3 separate regions of the Homo sapiens genome follow, and all the other regions are linked to region 1. Evidence: chromatin contacts called from ENCODE Hi-C or POLR2A ChIA-PET data. All regions are on one chromosome and are shown on one strand. Each heading gives the region's core, a stretch centred on a gene start or an enhancer-like site at or near the end of the contact. The rest is flanking DNA. Distances are from core to core; before and after follow the strand shown.

What was found. A loop is a pair of places that touch in the nucleus more often than their neighbours do. ChIA-PET counts read pairs that join two places held with the same protein, here RNA polymerase II (POLR2A). Pooled maps may share reads with other maps.
Region 2: a loop to region 1 is called in a pooled map, with 2.3 times the contacts of the local background. The contact joins two enhancer-like sites. A Hi-C loop is called at or near these places in 1 of 37 single-sample maps with no recorded cell type and 3 of 50 pooled maps. POLR2A ChIA-PET finds 5 or more read pairs at or near these places in 4 of 52 experiments (H1, WTC11, activated CD8-positive, alpha-beta memory T cell and 1 more).
Region 3: a pooled map shows a loop between it and region 1 (4-fold over the local background). The contact joins two enhancer-like sites. A Hi-C loop is called at or near these places in 1 of 168 maps with a recorded cell type or tissue (natural killer cell) and 9 of 50 pooled maps. POLR2A ChIA-PET finds 5 or more read pairs at or near these places in 5 of 52 experiments (B cell, OCI-LY7, activated CD8-positive, alpha-beta memory T cell and 1 more).

What each region holds. Positions count from the first base shown.
Region 1 is chr5:126,806,335-126,810,911 of GRCh38, reverse strand. LMNB1 (lamin B1) reads right to left here. Exons shown (of 11, transcript NM_005573.4): 4 at 562-732. Among named protein-coding and RNA genes, the nearest start is that of LMNB1, 31 kb to the right of the region's middle. Within about 2 kb of position 2,296, at least 3 of the 41 ENCODE cell types and tissues checked have a DNase peak (open chromatin) inside an H3K27ac peak, as active enhancers do; they include B cell and OCI-LY7, where a contact is called at or near this core.
Region 2 is chr5:126,621,872-126,626,448 of GRCh38, reverse strand. It overlaps PHAX (phosphorylated adaptor for RNA export), which reads right to left. Exons shown (of 5, transcript NM_032177.4): 5 at 1-1,874. The coding sequence ends at 1,605. Among named protein-coding and RNA genes, the nearest start is that of SPMIP10, 7.5 kb to the left of the region's middle. RefSeq lists a silencer at 1,446-1,646. Within about 2 kb of position 2,113, at least 5 of the 41 ENCODE cell types and tissues checked have a DNase peak (open chromatin) inside an H3K27ac peak, as active enhancers do.
Region 3 is chr5:126,969,918-126,974,494 of GRCh38, reverse strand. The region is part of intron 1 of MARCHF3 (membrane associated ring-CH-type finger 3); the gene reads left to right. Among named protein-coding and RNA genes, the nearest start is that of MARCHF3, 58 kb to the left of the region's middle. RefSeq lists enhancers at 1,872-1,921, 1,942-2,031. Within about 2 kb of position 2,039, at least 9 of the 41 ENCODE cell types and tissues checked have a DNase peak (open chromatin) inside an H3K27ac peak, as active enhancers do; they include B cell and OCI-LY7, where a contact is called at or near this core.

The DNA of each region.
Region 1 (4,577 bases), core at 1,047-3,546:
GATTTTTATGAATTCTTGTAAGGTCAGCTAATATAAGTGGGAAGTTTCTACAATATTTTTTTAAGTGAATAATAGTGACAGAAGAAGAAATAGCAGAGACTTTCCATTTGGCCCTTATGCAAAAAAGCCGGAAGTGTGGTAGTCACAATCTATGCACAATGATGACATGAAAGTGAGATCTAATGCAGTCTGACATTCATTCATTACTAAATGGATGTTTATGTAGGACAGCATGATCAGTACTTGTTATTGGAAGAAAGTTATTTCACATGGTTTGGGTTCAACTACTATGGCATAGTACGAATGATCAATGGGACAAAAAGACAAAACCTAACCTCTAATAAAATTGCAACAACCCTACATTCTTCTAGTAATTTTTAATAACATTTAGTTTATAGAAAACTGCACTTTTTTGAAAAAATCAATTTTCTATATATTTCATGGAGACTAGGGGAATCATTTTTAAAAACTAGAACAAAATAAACATAAAGCCATGTTCATCATGGGAATTGTGAAGTAATGATTTTAAGTGTTCAAAAGAATCTTCTGAAGAGAGCTCACTTTGGCATGGTAAGTCTGCTCCAGCTCCTCCTTATACAGCCTCACTTGGGCATCATGTTGCTCTCTCATCTCATGAAGGGCTTGCGCCAGCTTGTACTCATACTCAATTTGACGCCCAGAATCCACCTCTACCAAGCGCGTTTCATGCTTCCTTCTGGTCTCGTTAATCTCCTGGGGAAAAAACAAAAAGCATAAAGCCAAGCTACTTACCATGGCTGCATTGGTACACATCTGAGTGACATCACAGCCATCTGAAGTTTTACACACGAACTTCCTCCTGTTTGTCCTCAGGCGGTCATGTGAATAAACACTTTTTTGCCTCTTAGTTTTCAGTTGAGGTTTTTGAAATGGAACTAATGACAGAAGTGGTAGCATCTCAAGCCTTAGGAACTTTCTATTCCTTTTCAGGAGCATAGCTATTTATTTTTCTGAAGCCAAGGAAAGGCCTGGATGGCCTACTAAAACTATCTGCAATCAAGGATTTATACACAGTATACTATACTAAACACTAAGCAAAAATTATTTTTCTGAATTGTTTCATTGATAATCTTAAGAACATCTCTGAAAAAACAGCACATGGAAAGTTAAACTTAACAGTTGTGATAAATTCATGTAAAGATTTATGTGAAATGAAACTATTTTCTTTTCTTTTCTTTTCTTTTCTGAGATAGAGTATCACTCTGTCGCCCAGGCTGTTGTGCAATGGTATGATCTCAGCTCACTACAACCTCCGCCTCCCGGGTTCAAGCAATTCTCCTGCATCAGCCTCCCTAGTAACTGGGATTACAGGCACATACCACCATGCCCAGCTAATTTTTGTATTTTTAGTAGAGATGAGATTTCCCCATGTTGGCCAGACTGGTCTCAAACTCCTGACCTCAGGTGATCCATCTGCCTCAGCCACTCAAGTTGCTGGGATTACAGGTGTGAACCACCTTGCCCAGCCATAAAACCATTTTCTTAGACATAATAATAGGCAGCACAAGCTAATTTACATGACTTCTTTAAAAGCCGGTATTAAGCTATCATTATCAAGTGACACAGGATCTTATTAACAATATTAGTTGACTAACTCAAATATTTATGAAAAATTTACCATTGAAGAATAGAAGTAGTTGTCATGATCCTTTCCTTTACTCTGTTTTAAGGAAGTGTCTAAATAAAATTAGAATGGAAGGCTGGGCGCGGTGGCTCACGCCTGTAATCCTAGCACTTTGGGAGGCCAAGGCAATCAGATCACCTGAGGTGAGGAGTTCAAGACCAGCCTGGCCAATATGGTAAAACCCTGTCTCTACTAAAATACAAAAATTAGTCAGCCATGATGGAGGGTGCCTGTAATCCCAGCTACTCAGGAGGCTGAGATGGGAGAATCACTTGAACCTGGGAGACGGTGGTTGCAGTGAGCCAAGATCGCACCACTGCATTCCAGCCTGGGCAGCTGAGCTGGACTCCGTCTCAAAAAAAAAAAAATAATAATTAGAATGGTAATATCTGAAGAAGCCACAAGAGGGAAGTATAACCCACCAAAGTTGCTGTTTGTGTATATTAGCGCATGTATTTTCCTTTGCATTTCTTCATCTTTCTCTTAACTACTACACAGGAGCATGCACTTGACAAAATCTGAAAAATCAGAAAAATCAGGAGGATTCTGCTATCACCTTCCCAGAGATCACATCTATTTCATGAAGCAAATAATACCTAAATCACAAAAATACTGAAGAGTGACTGCTAATGGTTTGTTCTTTGTCTACCTCCTCCTTCCTCTTTCGTCTTTCTCCTTCCTTTTTTCCCCCAACTGTTCATAATAAGGAAGTTAGATATTATTACTGAATATATATCATGAATGTAAAAAAAAAAAGTTAAGGCCAGCGTAGTGGCTCACACCTGTAATCCCAGCACTTTGGGAGGCTGAGGCGAGTGGCTCACCTGAGGCCAGGAGTTTTAGACCAGCCTGGCCAACATGGTATTACTTAGTAAAAAGTAAGGAAAAAAAAAAAAAGTTAGCCAGTTGTGAGGGTGTGAACCTGTAATCCCAGCTACTCGTGAGGCTGAGGCACAAGAATCATTTGAATCCAGGAGGCACAGGTTGCAGTGAGCCAAGACCGTACCACTGCACACCAGCCTGGGCAACAGAGTGAGACTCTGTCTCACACAAAAAAATTTTTTTTAAAGTAAAAAAGGCCAGGTGCGGTGGCTCACAACTATAATCCCAGCACTTTGGGAGGCCGAGGCAGATGGAGCACTTGAGTTCAGGAGTTCGAGACCAGCCTGGCCAATGTGGTGAAACCCTGTCTCTACTAAAAATACAAAACTTAGCCGGGCATGGTGGCACATGCCTGTAGACCCAGTTACTCCAGAGGCTGAAGCAGAAGAATCGCTTGAACCCAGGAGGTGGAGGTTGCAGTGAGCCAAGATCGTACTACTGCACTCCAGCCTGGGCGAGAGAGCAGGACTCTGTCTCCAAAAAGAGTTAAAAAAAACAAAAACAAAAACAAAACTGAAGAGGACTATCTTAACATCCATTCTCAAAAAGGCAAAGGCCAAAAATTCAAAGATGCTATGCACTCTAAAAATATTAAATTACTTTTTACTGATGCTATTTTTTATATAGAACCAGTGACCTTACAAAGAAAAAAAACCCTACTCCTGGTTGTCTACACACAACATCAGAAATAAGTAATGATAAATCACAATTTTTACAAAACAAAACAAAAATGTAAGTCAACCTCATATCAAAATATCTGCTTTAACAAAGCAACACTTAGTAACAATTATATGACAGCACTTGCTACAGTATCCAAAGAGTTTTCACACACAGTATTCCACTTTGATCCTTACCACTCATTGAAGAAAAAAATAGCAGTATTAGTATTTCATTTTAAATAAGAAACTGACACTAAGAGTTGTCCAAGGTCTGACTGCTTGTCTGGTGCACCTTGCACTAATATCTATTTTGTTTAAAGCCTGTAATTTTAAAAAATAATCAGATTTCTATTATTTTTCCTCCAACTAAAAAACTGGTTTGCTAACTGCTACAATGAATTCCTATTTGCACTGTTTTCAAAATTACACTACTTCTAAAAACATTAAGCCTAGCACATTAACAGCATGTTCTCCCCCATGAGTTGATTTCAACCCTCTACAATTTTCATGAAATATACATTCCCCTTTCCTCAATTTTATTACTTCCTTTGTTTGACAACGGTTTTGCCCCTGCCCCTTGACCACAGCAGTTAAGGCTTATAAGTGATATTTTAAGATTTCCACATGAGTGAGCCGGGCACGGTGGCTCACGCCTGTAATCCCAGCACTTTGGGAGGCTGAGGCGGGCCAATCACAAGGTCAGGAGATTGAGACCATCCTGGCTAACACGGTGGAACCTCGTCTCTATTAAAAATACAAAAAATTAGCAGGGCGTGGGTGCATGCGCCTGTAGTCCCAGCTACTAGGGGGGCTAAGGCAGGAGAATAGCTTGAACCCAGGAGGCAGAGGTTGCAGTGAGCCAAGATCATGCCACTGCATTCCAGCCTGGGCGACAGAGCGGGTCTCGTGTCTCAAAAAAAAAAAAATTTACACGCCTATAAATGCTGTGAGTAGCCGCATTTCCAGATGTGAGCCATAGGAGAAGGCCAAAGTGATGGTATGTAACCTCTGTGATTAGGTTATAGAAGACAATCTGGCTTCTGCCTTGGTAGCTGGTAGCATGTATTCATGTTCTCGTTGTGTTTCTTTCTCTCTCTCTCTCTCTTTCTCATCACTGACCCTTAGGGGGGCCATATCATGAGCAGCCCTATGAAGAAGACCATGAGGTGAGGAACTGACACGTCCTGCCCACAGCCCTGTGAAAGAGCTCAGATGCCATTCCTCCAGCCCAGGTTAAAAGCTGTACTGCAACCTCATGGGACCAAGAAACAGAACCACCCAGTTTAGCAGCTCTGAATTCTGACCTTCAGGAACTAAGAAATTAATACAAGTCTGTGGTTTTAGGTTGATGAACTTTGGAAGTAATTTGTTAG
Region 2 (4,577 bases), core at 864-3,363, 180 kb after region 1:
GTATTTTTTGTATTTTTAGTTGAGATGGGGTTTCACCATGTAGACCAGGTTGGTTTTGAACTCCTGACCTCAAATGATCTACCTGTCTCAGCCTCCCAGAGTGCTGGGATTACACACATGAGCCACTGCGCCGGCATATGTAACATTTTAAATACCTGACTTCCTTAACATAAGGTAAGACAGTCTTAGGCAGGCTGCCACTGGGAATGTTTTTTTCTTTTTCTTTTTTAAATTAGAGACAGGGTCTCACTACATTGCCTAGATTGGTCTCAAACTCCTGGGCTCAAGCAATCTTCCTCTCTTGGCCTCCCAAAGTGTTGGGATTGCAGGTGTGCGCCACTAGGCCCAGCTTGAAAAATTTTTTAATGCATGTGGTAATCCACAGGAGATCACATTTAGTATATGACCAAGTTAATTAAGAAGTCAAAAAACACGTTAAATTTAAGCAGAATAAGGCTGGGTTCGGTGGCTCATGCCTGTGATCCCAGCACTTTGGGAGGCAGAGGTGGGCAGATCATTAGGCCAGGAGTTCGAGACCAGCCTGGACAACATGGCGAAAGTCTTTACTAAAAATACAAAAATCAGCTGGGCGTGGTGGTACACACCTGTGATCCCAGCTACTCAGGAGGCTTAGGCACATGATCGCTTGAACCTGGGAGATGGAAGCTGCAGTAAGCTGAGATCCTGCCACTGTACTCCAGCCTGGGTGACAGATCAAGACTCTAACTAAAAAACCCCCCAAAAAACAAATAGTTACTTGGAAAACTTCCGACATTTATTTACTTCTGGACAAACAAATGAGTGGGAAGAATCATCAGTATACACCTCTTAATTGTATTTTTTTTTTTTTTTGAGACAGAGTCTTGCTCTGTCGCCCAGGCTGGAGTACAGTGGTACGATCTCAGCTCACTGCAACCTTTGCCTCCCGGGTTCAGGTGATTCTCCTGCCTCAGCCTCCCGAGTAGCCGGGATTATAGGCATGGAGAACCACACCTGGCTAGTTTTTGTATTTTTAGTAGAGATGAAGTTTCACCATGTTGGCCTGGCTGGTCTCAAACTTCTGACCTCAAGTGATCTGCCCGCCTTGGTCTCCTAAAGTGTTGGGATTACAGGCGTGAGCCACCGTGCCTGGCCAATGTTAGTTTTTATCCTTAAAATTGCCTGAGTTCTTAGAACACAGAAAAAACAAATTTGAATGCATTTCTAACAGCTTAATAATTTATATGTCCCATTATGATTTTAGCGGAATGTTTTAAAGCAAAGCATAATTCACTGCAAAGATAAACCTGAAAAAGCAAACAAACTTACAAATGGTATGTTATGACCTAGACAAAACTGATTATCAACTAGTAATACTCATAATTAGCACATGCAACAGATTGAGAAATTAAATCCTGTGCTATATACTCTTAAGTATTTTGTCAGATATATCTTTAAATGTTCTATCAATTGCATTCCTTTCCACACATATTTTAAACAAGAAAACAATTGTCTTTCCTCCAGATTCTCATGTTTATCAGTGCAAAACGTTGCAATCTCAGTAAAAATGGTTTATTACAATGTTATTTTAGAAAGGCTTAGTCCTCAAACTGTTGAAAATGTACTTAAAAGATGTCCAAATCATGAGAATGATCAACTTCAATGGCTTCCTCTGCCTCCAACTTGGCTTCTGCATGTCCTTCCTGTGACTCATCAAGAGAGGCCAAGGCCTCATTCGTGTCACTTGCAAAAGTTTCTCGTGATGTATCATCATCTTCTTGAAAATTTAGACTTTTAATAGCTTGTTTCATCTTTTTCCCCAACACTTGTGTTCTCCTCTTCCTAGCAGCTTTTTTATTTTCATATTCCTTTTGGTTTTCAATGTAGAAAATGTCCTGTAATAAAGGAACAAAGTTAGTAAACAAGAACTACCACGTTATTAAAGGTTTATTCCATGACTGTCCCTTTAAAATCATTATCTCCATTTCTTACAAAAAATACAAGTATTATTAGGCTCATTATTAAGATGGAGTTCAAGATATTAAGTAAGTACTCATTGCAAGATTGAAACTGATTTAAACCCAGCCTAGTGTTAGGTTTAGGGCCCATGCTTATTCTACCTTAATGTATCATCTCTACAGTTAAAAATTTCCTAAATGAAGGCTGGGCATGGTGACTCATGCCTGTAATCCCAGCACTTTGGGAGGCGGAGGTGGGTGGTTCACTTGAGGTCAGGAGTTGCAGACCAGCCTGGCCAACATGGTGAAACCCTGTCTCTCCTAAAAATACAAAAAGTAGCCGGCTGTGGTGGCACACACCTGTAGTCTCAGCTACTAGGGAGGCTGAGGCAGGAGGATCATTTGAACCCAGGAGACAGAGGTTGCAGTGAGCCGAGACTGTGCCACTGCACTCCAGCCTGGGCAGCAGAGCGAGACTGTGTCTCAAAAAAAAAAAAAAAAAACCCAAAACCAAACCAAAACAAAAAGTCAAAAAGTTTTGGAGCATTTTGGATTTTCAGATTAGGGATTGTCAACCTGTACTAAAACAGAGACGGTTCAAAGGTTTAAAAAAGAAGCTAGTGTAGGCAGGACACACTTCTGGGACCCTATTATCTCCTGGGCAGGGATTCCAAAAAGCTCAAGCCAAGCCAGTCCCTGTTATATTCTTAAAGAATACAAATCCCAATCCCTTCTTGTTTATAAAAAGCACTATGGAAGATGGTGGGATGAAGGAGACTCTCTCCTAAAATTTATGCTAAATAGTTACAAGCAGCACACAGAATTAACAGAGGAAGGTGTAAAGATCTTTGAAATGAAGAGGTAAGGGGAAACTTCAGAATATGAGTGTTTTGATGAAGAGAAATAAGAAAAGTATTTGCTAAAGAGGAGGAACTGAGGAGGGAGAAGGAGGGTACATACGTGAGAAAAGACAAAGGTAAATTCAGAATATAATGAGGCTTGCTACCAGTTATCAAGTGAGTACTTTTACGTACCAGGCATTTTGCTAAGGACTTTACACACACATTAACTCATTTCGTCCTCACAAAAGCCTTATGAGGTAGTTAACTATCCTTGTTTTCAGATGTGGAAAATGAGGCACAAGATTACAGGGCTACCATGTGAAGGTATGAAGTCTGAACTCACATATGATTTCTCTAATATTCTCCTTTTTAAAAGTTTTTGATAGAGATGGGGCCTCGCTGTCACCCAAGCTGGAGTGCAGTGTATAATTATACCTCACTGCAGCCTCGAATTCCTGGACTAAAGCAATCCTCCCGCCTCAGCATCCCAAGTAGCTGCTGATTTCTCCTACATTCTTATTTTTTTTCTTCTTCTTTTTTTTTTGAGACAGAGTCTGGCTCTGTCACCCAGGCTGGAGTGTAGTCGTCTGATCTCGGCTCACTGCAATCTCCATTTCCAGGGTTCAAGCAATTCTCATGCCTTGGCCTCTAGAGTAGCTGGAACTACAGGCGTGAGCTACCACACCTAACTATATTTTGTATTTTTAGTGGAGATGGGGTTTCTCCATGTTGCCCAGGCTGGTCTCCAACTCCTGGCCTCAAGTGACCCACCTGCCTCGGCCTCCCAAAGTGCTGGGATTACAGGGGTAAGCCACCGCGCCCGGCCCAATGTTCTTAAAATCTATTATACTGCCTTCACAAAAGTGTGATGATTTGCAATTTTTTCCAAGAGTTCACTTACCTTTAATTCAAAGAATATGAAGAAGCCACAGTAGAAGCATTTTCATTTTATATGGAAGCATATCCAAGCATCTTGCTAAGAATTCTAAGTAGTATAATGCTTGGTAACACTGAGTAAATTTTACGAAACTGCCCTTTTCTCTCCAAATATGGCAAGCCTTATTAAAAAGAAACTTTGGCCAGGTGTGGTAGCGCATTCTTGTAATCCTAGCATTTCAGGAGGCCGAGGTGGTCAGATCACTTGAGGTCAGGAGTTCGAGACCAGCCTGGCCAATATGGTAAAACTCCATCTCTACTAAAAAAAAAAAAAAAAAAAAAAAAAAAAAATACAAAAATTAGGCTGGGTTTGCTGGCTCTCGCCTGTAATCCCAGCACTTTGAGAGGCTGAGGCGGGCGGATCACGAGGTCAGGAGATCGAGACCATCCTGGCCAACATGGTGAAACCCCATCTCTACTAAAATACAAAAAATTAGCTGGGCATGGTGGTGCGAGCCTATAATCCAAGCTACTTGGGAGGCTGAGGCAGGGGAATCACCTGAACCCGGGAGGCAGAGGTTGCAGTGAGCCGAGAGCGCGCCACTGCACTCCAGCCTGGCGATAGAGCAAGACTCCATCTCAAAAAACAAACAAACAAACAAAAACACAAAAATTAGCCAGGCGTGGTGGCGGGCACCTGTAATCCCAGCTACTTGGGAGGGTGAGGCAGGAGAATTGCTTGAACCCAGGATGAGCCAAGATCTCACCACTGCACTCCAGCCTGGGCAACAGAGCTAGGAGACTCCGTCTCAAAAATTAAAAAAATAAACAATAAACAAAATAAAAACAAACTTCATTCCCATGCGTTATGAATTTAATAGAACAAAGTGGGAAATGGTCCCCAAAATGTTGTTGCAACATG
Region 3 (4,577 bases), core at 790-3,289, 160 kb before region 1:
TTCCCTCTGCCTCTGATTACCCAGAGAGCAACAGTGAAAAATATGGAGGAGAAGAGCAGAGGGCTCTTTTGGTCCAATAACAGAATTCAGAAGTAGGACACACTGGGGAGGCTTCTGCCTCCTGCAGTGGTTTTCTCCAGGATTTTTTACCCTCACTTAGGTGTAGCCTTGACAGGAAAGGATGGGGGCCAGGAGCCTGGACCATCATTCCCAGCAATCTGACCTGCTTGAGGGAGGGAAGGGTCCCCATCCATCTTTTCTTCATTCTGGGCACCTCACTTTAAAAAATAGATTTTGCGGCCGGGCGCGGTGGCTCACGCCTGTAATCCCAGCACTTTGGGAGGCTGAGGCGGGTGGATCATGAGGTCAGGAGATCGAGACCATCTGGCTAACAAGGTGAAACCCCGTCTCTACTAAAAAATACAAAAAATTAGCCGGGCGCGGTGGCGGGCGCCTGTAGTCCCAGCTACTCGGGAGGCTGAGGCAGGAGAATGGCGTGAACCCGGGAAGTGGAGCTTGCAGTGAGCCGAGATTGTGCCACTGCAGTCCGCAGTCCGGCCTGGGCGACAGAGCGAGACTCCGTCTCAAAAAAAAAAAAAAAAAAAAAAAAAAAAATAGATTTTGCTTAATATTCTGGATAGAAAGTATTCCTCTTACAGATCCTTCAGTCTCCAACTTATATTTATGCCTGAAAATAATGTTCTTTATGGCCATCACCTTAGGCAATTTGGATGGTGATGAACTACAAAAACGTATATATGTTCTTACTAATACGGATAACTTACTGCTTTATCATTGCACAGAGGCAGTAATCCACATCTCTTTCCTAGCACTACTGAAGTAGGTAGAGTCATTACAATGCATTTTAGTCAAAAGGAATGTGAGAGTTGAGGATCATTGCCCCCAAATTCTCTCTGCCACCCTCTGCACTTCTGCAATTGTCTGCTTTAGCATCTAGCTAGGTGAGCTCAGATGTGGTCTGAATTAAGAGCAGTGTGACCTCAGAGCTGCCAGGTTTGCAGGCGCCTCCCCTACAGGTGGAAGCTATACTTCTGGATTGCTCCACCTGGCAGGAACCCCAGAGAGGTGGAATTCCATGCGTTGTGCTCGGACCTCCACAAACTGCAGGCTGATACAGAATGTGTTTACTGGGTTAGTGCAACCTAGCATGCAAACGTGGACACAGGATAGTCACAACTCCCACAGCAGCCTAAAGGAACTATGCAGGTCAGGTTGTGAAATGGCACCCAGAGTTATTTAGAAGGGCGTTTGGAATTCATAACGAGGTTGGTTTTGTTTTAAACCCTACTGTTGTCCTGGTAGGAAACAATGAGTGTTGATTACATTTTATTCTACTTAACATCAGTGCTTCTCAAGGGAGATATTGGTGACATGGAATTAGGTCTTATATTCAGGCATATAGCAAAAATAAATAAAGAACCTGGGGAGAAGATATTAAAATTTTAAGTAAAAGTGGAAATGAGACTACGAACAAAGGCAAAGAGAAAGAATATTTTAAACTGATATATCATGTGATATAGAGACATTAGCATACACTTTTGTTGGGTACGGGGAGAAATGTGGTATATAAATTATGCCAAAATCAAATTTTTCTCCATTGCTGGAGTGTATTTGGGATGGGTTTCAAAACTCTCTCAAATATACAGGGTTTTTTTGGTGTTTTTTTTACATCCTGTTTCAACATCCAGGGTCTAGACATTGGACTTCCTTCAAACAAGAGGCCAGTGAGAATAAATTTGAGCATGCAGTTGTTAAAACCACTCTCTTCCTCCACGTAGCTCTTGACAGCAGCTGCAGAAAATGAAACCTGTTGGGGGTGGAAGTGGATGGAGGTAAGGCAGTCTCAGATGGGAGGAATATGCTGATAGAGGAATCTGACCCTCAATTAATGAATGGCATCAACACCTTTCATGTTGAATGGCACACCCGAGGCCTGGGTGAGACAAGCAGGGAGAGAAGAGAAAGATCATATCTTGTTAATTGACCTCATCTCACCTCCTCCCCCATAAAAGCACATGACTTGTAACACAGAACTTCCTTTAATTTCATCAGACTACCTTGCCCAGAAACGAAGCACAGTAGTGATTATGAATGAACAGATACTTTGCCCCTACCTCTTGCCATTATCTCTTCCATAAACTTACTTAGGGAAAGCTAACATGAATCTCACTTCCTGGTTTTTAGGGGGTGATTTGAGGTTCTGGGAATTTTTTTTTTTTTTTTTTTTTAGTTCTTTAATTTTAAGCAGTCAAACACTCTGTTCCAAACAGAATGCAAATCCCACTCGTTGTACTCCTAACTTTGTATTATAAATGTTGGACTCTGTGAAAGCAGCAAGAGTAATGGTATAACTGGTGTGGATAATGACAGCTTTTGGTCTTGGAAAAGAAAAAAATGAAAAGACTTGTTCAGAATTGCAGAGCCAGGGAGTCTGGCAGTTTTTTCTCATATTTCTAGGTGATAGACAAATTGTTAGTTACCACATGTATAATTTATTAGTAATTGCTCTAATTTGCCTCCTAAGTTTCTAAGTTGCCGGTTCACTGAGATCAACTGTTTTGTACCCATAAAATAAGAATCATATGGTAATTTAATGAAGTAGCTAGCCAGTTAGCATGGTTTCTGTGCAAATGCAGTATTACCCTTGCAATTTAGAAAAGGGGGAGAGGAATAACAGTGTCAAACTTCTTAGAAGCCTAGTGACTAATTGTCACTTACTGGGATTAAAATGCTACACCCACATTTTCCTCTTGTGGACATATGGACACTAAGATAACTGTCTTTCCTTTGGGTTGTGTTGCAGTCTCTTTAAAACAAAATGCTTCCTTCCTCCTGGGAGCAGTGTAAGAGCTGCTGAGTGAAGGAAGCTGGATCCCTCCCATGGGTGATCTCTGGGAGAGAGGCCTAGAGCCTGCTAATGAAGTTAGAGCACAGCTTAAGGTACAATAGACCTGCTGCAAGGATGTTGGGGATAGGGTCAACATAGAACATTTGTTTTTTCTTTTCTTTTTTTTTTTTTTTTTTTGAGACAGAGTCTCGCTCTGTCACCCAGGCTGGAGTGCAGTGGCGCGACCTCGGCTCACTGCAACCTCTGCCTCCCGGGTTCATGCCATTTTCCTGCCTCAGCCACCCGAGCAGCTGGGACCACAGGTGCCCACCACCACGCCCGGCTAATTTTTTGTATTTTTAGTAGAGACAGGGTTTCACCATGCTAGCCAGGATGGTCTTGATCTCCTGACCTCATGATCTGCCCGCCTCGGCCTCCCAAAGTGCTGGGATTACAGGTGTGTGCCACCGCGCCCTAGCCTGTTTTTTCTTCTTAAAGCAAGCATTCTACTTCTCTCCAAACGTAATTAGTTGACTTCAGGTATGGCTATAAGAACATAAATGCAAAAATTTCTTCTTATGGCCAGACTGTCAGATTTCTCTCTGTTCTTGAATTTTCTCAACCTACCAACAATAAATTGTCTACTTATCTTTTAAACTCAGGAGCCAAACAAGCAGAGTCCTCATTCTGCTTCATGTGACATCAGCAAGACTGAACTCTCCTCTGCTTGCTGTGCTCTGTTCTTGCTGGTTTGTAAGTGGCAGCAATCATAAGAGGCAGGAACACAGCTTCCCATTTGTTTTTCAGGTTTAAGCTGTGGTTTTGGAAATGACAGGAAGTAGGAAAATGAAGCTTTTGGCTGGCCTTTGAAGAAACTGGAAGTAGAGGTGACAGAATACATGCGGATTGCTCTGGACCTTTTTGGAAAATCACTCTTTTGCCCAACACAGTTGGCAACCATCCTGGGACCGATAAAATTCCTTTGCACTTCATCAGAATTTAACTTTGGCTTAATCTGTCAAAGTCACAACCACATCTCTCAAGAGTACCATTTGGCCACAAGTCAAATACATTATCACAAACACATTAGATGTTCCTGAATAGCATTCCTAACCCATAGCTGATGTCCACATTCATCGAGCAAGATCAAATACCAAAAGAAAAAAAAAAAAGAAAAAAAGTAATTTAATCCATGCTAATTTTATTGAAATCAAGACACTTTCCTAAGTGGACAAATTTTTAGAAAAAGAGCATAAGCCAGCTGGGCGCAGTGGCTCACACCTGTAATCCCAGCACGTTGGGAGGCTGAGGTGGGTGTATCATCTGAGGTCAGGAGTTCGAGACCAGCCTGGCTAACATGGCGAAACTCTGTCTCTACTAAAAATACAAAAGTTAGCCAGGTGTGGTGGCATGTGCCCGTAATCCCAGCTATCTGGGAGGCTGAGGCAGGATAATCATTTGAACCCGGGAGGCAGAGGAAGCAGTGAGCTCATATTGCCCCACTGCACTCCAGCCTAGGTGACAGAGCAAAACTGTCTCAAAAATAAAAAAATTAAAAAAAAAAGAAAAAAGAAGAAGAAAAAGAGCATAAGCCTGGAACCTGAAATGACATCACCAATGGTTAGAAATTTTAATGAAATTGGGATACTTACAGCCTCTTGAATTTCTCAGTAGATTATTATCATATTCATCCCCAAGGAGAGTCACCTAGCTTCATGTTTGCTTGGTC